2 separate regions of the Homo sapiens genome follow, and region 2 is linked to region 1. A link is a loop called in an ENCODE intact Hi-C map of the cell type or tissue named here. Cell type or tissue: IMR-90. All regions are shown on one strand.

The links. A loop is a pair of places that touch in the nucleus more often than their neighbours do. Peaks named below come from ENCODE experiments on the same cell type or tissue, not always from the same donor. Only the 100,000 strongest peaks of a DNase experiment are listed, where the experiment ranks them.
Region 2: it touches region 1 in a loop (1.9-fold over the local background); 1 of 110 quality-filtered maps calls a loop at or near these places.

What each region holds. Positions count from the first base shown.
Region 1 is chr1:100,620,037-100,624,036 of GRCh38, reverse strand. No RefSeq gene overlaps it. Among named protein-coding and RNA genes, the nearest start is that of LINC01349, 25 kb to the left of the region's middle. RefSeq lists a silencer at 1,158-1,456. In IMR-90, no CTCF peak of the experiment used is centred here; DNase peaks (open chromatin) are centred at 606 and 1,806; H3K27ac peaks cover 1,572 bases.
Region 2 is chr1:100,793,212-100,797,211 of GRCh38, reverse strand. No RefSeq gene overlaps it. Among named protein-coding and RNA genes, the nearest start is that of VCAM1, 75 kb to the right of the region's middle. In IMR-90, no CTCF peak of the experiment used is centred here; a DNase peak (open chromatin) is centred at 2,301; H3K27ac peaks cover 985 bases.

The DNA of each region.
Region 1 (4,000 bases):
TGGAGAAATTATAGTGTGCTGTTGGTACCTCAATGGAAGGACAACGCAGTGTGTGTGTGTGTGTGTGTGTGTGTGTGTGTGTGTGTGTCTGTGTGTCTGTTTGTAGGCTGGTGGTCAAAAAGGGCTTCTCATTCATGTTTATGAGTTTTAATTAGATAAATGATATAGGGGTAGTGGTGGGAAGACAAGGAACCAGCATGTACAAAGACCCAAAGATGAAAAGGAACATAACATTAACTCCGCAGTGTTTCAACAGTCTTCTAACATTTCACTCTTATTCTCTGTGACAGAAGCAGTGCCACAATCAAGGCCTTGGGTGAGACTGTGCCTGGAGTTGCCGAAAGCCTTTGCCCATAAAAGTTGCTTTTCTCTGTTAATAATTGTTCAGTGGTTTGAATCTGTCATTTATTGCACCCCCACTTAAAATGTGACCGACTTGCAGACAGGGAGCATAGCTCATTGTATTTCCCACAACCCAGCATAGCATTCTATATACATTGGAAGCTTAAGAAACGTTAGTGCTAAACAAATAGATAAATGGTAAAAAATGGTCAGCAACCAAACTGGAACTCCCGGAATTTTCAAGGGAGTAGCAATGTTTATCCAACAAGTTTTTCAGCTAATGTTACTTAAGTTTCAACTTTAAGAGCTTAGTCACAAAGATTCTCATTAGGTAATACCTTGGCAATTCAAATAATCACTGCCCCTCTGACTTGAGCTAGTTGACTTGGTTAAGGCCAAAATCTGAAGCTTCAAGTCCCATGGAAGGTTAGTTACCTTCAAGGAGAGAAAGAAGATCTGTTCATAGTCCTGCCCATCAGTCTGACCCTGAACTCTGGTGGGGCTAAGGGAAATAGCATTGCATAGTCTGTAGCCCATACGATGGGCTAGGCACTTACCTAGGGATGTTGATATGAAGATAAATAAGCAGTTCCTGCCCCCTAAGGAGGCTCTGGCACACAGTAGCTTCTCAAGAAATGCTTCTTGAGAAACTGAGTGAATACAGCCTCACATATTTAGGCAAATCACTTATAAAATATATTACAGTTTTGTTTTTATATGTGGGACTCCTTCCTGGACTATAGAAATGTTTGTATCCTATGGATTCTTTGTAGTCTCTGCAAAAAGCTAATTCCTCCTCTGAGGTTAAAGGAATCCTTACCATTGTTTTTGAAGACAGTAAGAGCTGCAGTAGCTGAAGCAGTAGCACTGAAGTGGGGATTTTCAGCTACTGAAGGGGCCTCAGTCCCACTCAATGGATACTGCAGCATAAGCCTCTGTTCCAATATTACCCTACCCTGGGAACAGCTGTTGGAACAAAAGAATTGCTCTGAGAGTCAGCGTGAGCAGTATCCCTAAATAAGTGTAGTCATCCTTTATAAGTAGCAGGTCTCCACTCCTGCCCTTAAATTGTCCAACTCCAATGCTAATAGTCACTAAGGAGAGTGCAGCACAGGCCCTGAAAGGAGCCACCAAGGACATTATTTCATGATGCAGAGGACAAATGTATGCTTTCTCCAAAACCTGGAAAATCAAGTTTATGTATGTCATGTTTATTCAAACACACTTGAAATAAGGTCTCCCTCTCCTCTGGCAAGGACACTTTCAGATCTGAGGGAGTGAAGTTCTTTTACCCACCCCAACAATACTGGTCAGAACTCTGACTTTTGAGTTCCTTGAGTCATGAGCAGGCTGTTCACTTCCAGGGCACTTTCCTCAGGCTTCTTTGGCATGAATTGAGGTCAGGTTACAGCTGTCTCCTGGGTGATAAAAGCTGCTTGGCTTCTCACACTTTTGGATGAATCATTGGAGTTTCCCAGAGAAATGCAGAGGGTACTGCCACCCCTCAGTGAGTGTTAACCTCCCACAGTGATGGAGCAGTGAAACATCAGCCAAATGGTGATGCAATAACAGGCTCAAGATGAAGCTTTTATTATGGTCTGTACAACTCATGTTGATTTGAGAAGGAAAGAAAACAATATAAACAGCAAATCCCACGACTGAGTTTCACTGTCACAAATATGTTCTTCATCAAATCCCAACCTCCTTCATTCTTTTCTTCTCTAATTCTCAACTCCCCAAGATACCTGGAAATATTTTCTGCCTGATTTCTCTAATTTGTTCACTTGACCTTCCATCATTCACTCAGCAAGTATATAATGAGCCCCTGTCATGTAACAGGCACTGGGAATCAATTCCAGTTTTTCTGCCTATTACTAGTTACATTTTTTTTTACCAATTATATTTTTTAAGTATGGAGTCGTAAGTACAATAATAAAGTATCAACAAAGCAAAAGGTCAGGGAGTGAAGAGCATACATCAAGAACTGTGTTAGAGCAGTAACTGATAATTTCCTAAAAGTAAAATATGAGAGTTGAGTTTTTCAGGACATAAAGGGATTTCTGGGCAAATAAGGGCAGTGAGAAGAGTGAAAGGTAAGAGATAGAATTCTAGGGAAAGTAAAAATAGCAGCAGCTCCCAACACTTGTTGATGGTTTAGCCACTAATGGGTTTATATTGTGCTCAGCACTGATCTAAGCTTTTTACCTGTGTTAATTTTTTTTTTCTTTTGAGACAGAGTTTCCCTCTTGTTGCCCAGGCTGGGGTGCAATGACGTGATCTCGGCCCACTGCAACCTCTGCCTTCTGGTTCAAGTGATTCTCCTGCCTCAACCTCCCAAGTAGCTGGAATTACAGGTGCCCACTATCATGCCCGGCTAATTTTTCATATTTTTAGCAGAAACGGGGTTTCACCATGTTGGCCAGGCTGGTCTCAAACTCCTGACCTCAGGTGATCCACCCGCTTTGGCCCCCCAAAGTGCTGGGATTACAGGCTTGATCCACTGCACCCTGCCTGTGTTAATTTTTTAAATCCATACAAGATCAACATGAGGTAGTCTCTACTATTATTTCCACTGTGGCAACTGATACACAGAGAGACTAAGTAAGTTGGCCAAAGTCATATAGCTAGAAAGTGGCAAAACCACAATAAGATCCAGAGCTCTTAACCACTATAGGATACAAGTACAGAAAGATATATGCAAAGGTCCAGGGATGAAAGGCGAACAGAGCTTTCTGGGGAAAAAATGGGAGTGGATATGAACGAGACCAAATAGTCATGGGAGAGCAGCAGACGTAAATGATAATGAAGAGCTAATAGGCCAGATTATGAAGAACCCGTGTACCCTACTAAAGTTTGCACTTAATTCTGAGGGCAGTTGGGAACTATGAGCAGCTTTATAACCAAGATCAGGCCCATGTTTTAGGAAGATAACTCACAGAAGTGTAGAGAATGGCTTTGAGAGGGCCAATGGTCAGGAGATCAGTTAAGACAGTAATGTTAACTATATACATGAGAAATGATAAAGGGTCTCTCTCAGTCTATTTTGTGCTGCTATGAGAGAATACCTGAGACTGGATAATTTATAAAGTATAAAAATTTACTTCTTACAGTTTTGGAGACTGAGAAGTCCAAGATCAAGTGGTCAGCATCTGGTGAGTGCCTTCTTGCTACATCATCCCATGGCAGAAGGGCAAATAGGGATGAGAGAGAGGGAGCAGGAGGGGGCTGAACTCATCCTTTTATAAGGAATCCATTCCTGTAATAATGGTATTAATCCACTGATAAGGACAGAGCCCTCATGGCCTAATTACCTCTTAAAGGTCCCACCTCTTAATACTGTTACAATGGTGGTTATGTTTGTAACATATACTTTTGGGGGGGGTCACACTCAAGCCATAGCAAAGCACAACTAAGGAAGCAGGACCAGGGCTGAGAGAAAGGGAGACTACAGGATCTGTTTAGATAGTAGAATTTATAGAACTGAAAGGGAAGCTGACTGGAGGTGAAAGTTGATTCAATAAGAGTAGAAGAATCACTTGAGCTCAGGAGTTTGGGACCAGCCTGGGCAAAATAGCAAGGTTGAGGCAGGTGGATCACTTGAGCTCAGGAGTTTGAGATGAGCATGGGCAACATGGCAAAACCCTGTCTCTACTAAAAG
Region 2 (4,000 bases), 170 kb before region 1:
GTACAGGAAGTGTATCACATCTTTGCTTGCAGGTGATTATTTTTCCTAATTTAATTAGGCCCATAAAATGTAAACAAGCAACTGGGGCTCAGTCATTATTAATTTAGAATATAGACTCAAGAGATGCTGGAACTATAAAGGCAGAAGAATGCATTCTTGACATAGGTAAAATCTTTTCCTTTTTTTTTGTTCTCAGCATTTCTGAGTTTTCAGTAGTGTGTTTCTCAAATGTATCTCTTCCTACAAGTATACTGTTCTGCAACTACCTGTACCAACTATTGAAGTTTAGTGGTTTCTCTATTCTTATCACCATTTGCTTAATTTCAGCCCTCACAGTTTCTGTCAGTATTTCCCCCCTTTCCATCACATCCATCAGCATCTCCCCACTTGCTTCATTTTTGCATAGTCGTCTGAATTTGCATCTTCAAACATAAATCTAACCATGTTTCTCTCATCCTTATAAATGTTTGTTGGCTCCCTGCTACCCAAATGGGGAAAATAATCAAGTATTATAGCCTGACATACAAGACACCTTGCAATTCAATCCCAGCTTTCTTCTTGATCCTCCTTTCCCAACACTTCATTCCAAAACCCTTTCATTCCCCCACTTCACCTTTGGCTGGTTAATCACGAATGCCTCTCTCTTTGAAGAGTATTTCCTGAGTTTTCAGGTCTATGTGATTTGAAACATGGCCAGAATGCCTTCCCTTTGACTTTTTTTTTTTTAAACCACTTTATTGAGGAATGATTGACTTACAAAAATCTGTATGTATTTAATGTATACAACTTGATGAGTTTAAAGATAAGTATACACTGTAAAACTATCACCACAGTCAGTGCCATAAAGATATCCATCATCTACAATTCCCTTGACTACTCCATCTAGAAAACTCTTACTTATTCTTCAAACCTAATTCAAATGTCAGCTCTTCCACAAAGCCTTTCCCAGCTGCCCCAGGCAAAGTTCATCAGTCTTTTTATGGGATCAGCAAAGCACTTGTTCCCATTTATAGTATGAACTTAATTGTGTTATAACTGATCTGTTCTTATGTCTCTTTTCTACTAAATTAGGAGCAGGACCTATAATATCTTATGCATCTTTGTAATTCCTGTGACTTGTATAGTTCTTGGCACATAGAAAATTCTCAAAAGTGTTTGCTGGATAAAAGGAGAAAGGTTTTTTCCCCCCACCTTTAGTGGGTAAGTATACAAATTGCCAGTCTAAAATGATAGCTCAATCATAAGAGACAGACACAGTGGTCCCATCACAATAACTTGTGCTTCTGATAACTGAACATTCGCAAGAGTTCCATTGAAACAAAGCAGGTGGTTCTCCAGCACGATTTTGAGACAAATACTTAGGTAAGCAGGCTTGCTATTTTGGGCATCCTGTCATCTCCCACTTGTCTCCAGAACAATTGTAGAATGAGTTCTGTGCTGGTGCTGATGACTTAGGAATTTAAGTTCTGAGCTGCCACTGCTGTTTGTCTTCCTGTCACCCACAGCCCACTGAGAAGGCCCTCCGCATTGTGTAAGGCATCCTGATTCAGAGCAAATCAAGACAGATGGCACAGTCCTCAAGTAGGATTTTGATGGATAAGTTTTATAGCTCCAGGTTAACAGAATACTTTCCTTCCCTGGTGCATGAATATTCATCAACATCAACACTCACACACACAATCTCCACTTAGTACCAGAAATATACAGCCAGACTAAGACAACCACACATATCAACAGTCATTTACTTTGGACATATTCCTAGAAAATTTTGCTTCCATTTATCATCCTTTTCCCGTCCATAAAGGCACAATTTAAAATCTATCCAGTCCAGGAGGCTTTCTGCGCTGTTCAACCACAGTTGGAGTGTGAGATAGACTCAGAGTCGCTGTTTCCAAGAGTTCAAAATTCACCATTGTCAATATTTTCCCCAGTTATTGCCAATTATGATCATAAGCCACTGCCAAAATTCATTTATCAGTCATCTGTGAGTTTTCTGCCTTGTAGACAAGTCTGTTTATAAGCTCATATTCCAGTGACAAAGAACATATGGGTTGACTCATTCTGCTGTAGCCAGTTCAGAATCAACAGTTTGCCTCATTAAACCTTAAAATTAGATAGCTTATTATATTCTCTGCACACATAGCCAGAATATTTAGGAACAAGGCATTATCACAATCCTAACAGCTATTATGGTTTATTTTATGTTAATGGTGCTTGATTCCTGCACTCACAGTTTTACGTAGCAAGCATGATTTGGAGGTCATTTAATCAGTTCAGCATATGAAAACATGCCCCCATACTGTGCTGACTCATCAGCGTTTTAATGTGACAACACATATACGCACATAATAACAGCTTGAGCTCCCTGTTAAGCAAAATTGGAAGATGAGATTGTGCTTTTTTTCTTTTTCTTTTTTTTTCAGATGGAGTCTCTCTCTGTCACCCAGGCTGGAGTGCAGTGGCCCGATTTCTGCTCACTGCAACCTCCGCCTCCCTGGTTAAAGCAATTCTCCTGCCTCAGCATCTCCAGTCGCTGGGATTACAGGCATATGCCAATACGCCTGGCTAATTTTTATATTTTTTTAGTAGAGACGGGGTTTCATCATGTTGGCCAGGATGGTCTTGAACTCCTGACCTCAAGTGATCTGCCTGCCTCCGCCTCCCAAAGTGCTGGGATTACAGGCGTGAGCCACTGTGCCCAGCCAGATTGTGCATTTTTAAGAGTTCTATTTTATATAGTGAAAAAGATGAAAGACATGGTTAGTTTCTTTTGTTGTCTAATAAAAATTCATATCAGACCTTACTATGTAATATGGATTACCAAAGCTACCATTGTTGAAAACAAATTTTATACTAAAAGTAAAATAGTAGAGGACTGCGGAGTCAGAATGCCTACATTACAGGTCCCGGGAAGCTAGATTGTGAGATTTTGTAATCCTTAGCTTTCTAAAATTCTATAGCTTTCCAGTCAGAGGATTGAACCCCCAATGGTGTTTAATTTATTATTATTATTTTCCATTGAACCCTTTGAGAGCTAGAGAAATTATGCTTATACACAATAAAGTGGAAGAACAGAATTTTTCCCCTTAAGCTGCACCTGGGGGTGCTGAATGTACAGGGCTCACTCATGCATATTCTCTCCCTTCAACTCACAGAAAAGGGTATGAATATGCTCTGTCTAGAAATGTTACTTGGCCTAAAGTGCTCGAAACTGGTAAACTTCAGAGTTTCTGTAAGGTCTTTAATAGATGGATTTAATGCAAATGGATTTGAAATGAACACCACTTCTTTTTCAGATTTTTCCTGGGGCACTACCTAGAAACCAGAGGGTAAACAAAATGAGGTGCAGGTGGATATGACTCACACATTTGCTTTGCTGTAAGAGGCTGTTTGTTTCACAGGCAGGGGTCTTAATGGATTCTGTTGCATGTAGGAAAATTGTTTCGTCTTTAATACATGGAACTAGGTTACATGATTTCTAGGAATACGTGTGTCTTGGAGGTGTTTGTGCCTGCATGTGTGTTTGGTTCATTGACTTAGACTGGACAACCAGGAAGGACTGTTTCTTTCTGAATTTCCCACTATGGGGAGATTTCAAAGGGAATTACACTCGGAGAACCAGAGCCCCTTTGGACAATCTTGTTAAAGCTCCACCAATGGGTTAAGCCAAACTAAATAAATCAATCTCTGGAAATTGCATTGTGGGGGATTTTATATCCCACAAATTGTCTTATGGTGAAAGGAGATGAAACCTGAAGCAACAAAACTTTTGTCTCCGAATCTCCGTACAGTTGAGGTGGCAGGCAATTTAGCCTTAATCTTTTCTGTGTCCCTTCTCTCCAAATCCCATAATCTCAAATCCATAATCTCAGGTTTGTTGGGTGCTATCGTGTCTATGGAGTGTGTGAGAAAAGGTGCCTGGTCATTTGTCCACTACAGTGATTGCTGAGGACATTATTCACCATCCTTTACAGCATGGTCCCTTCCGGTCTCTCCTAAT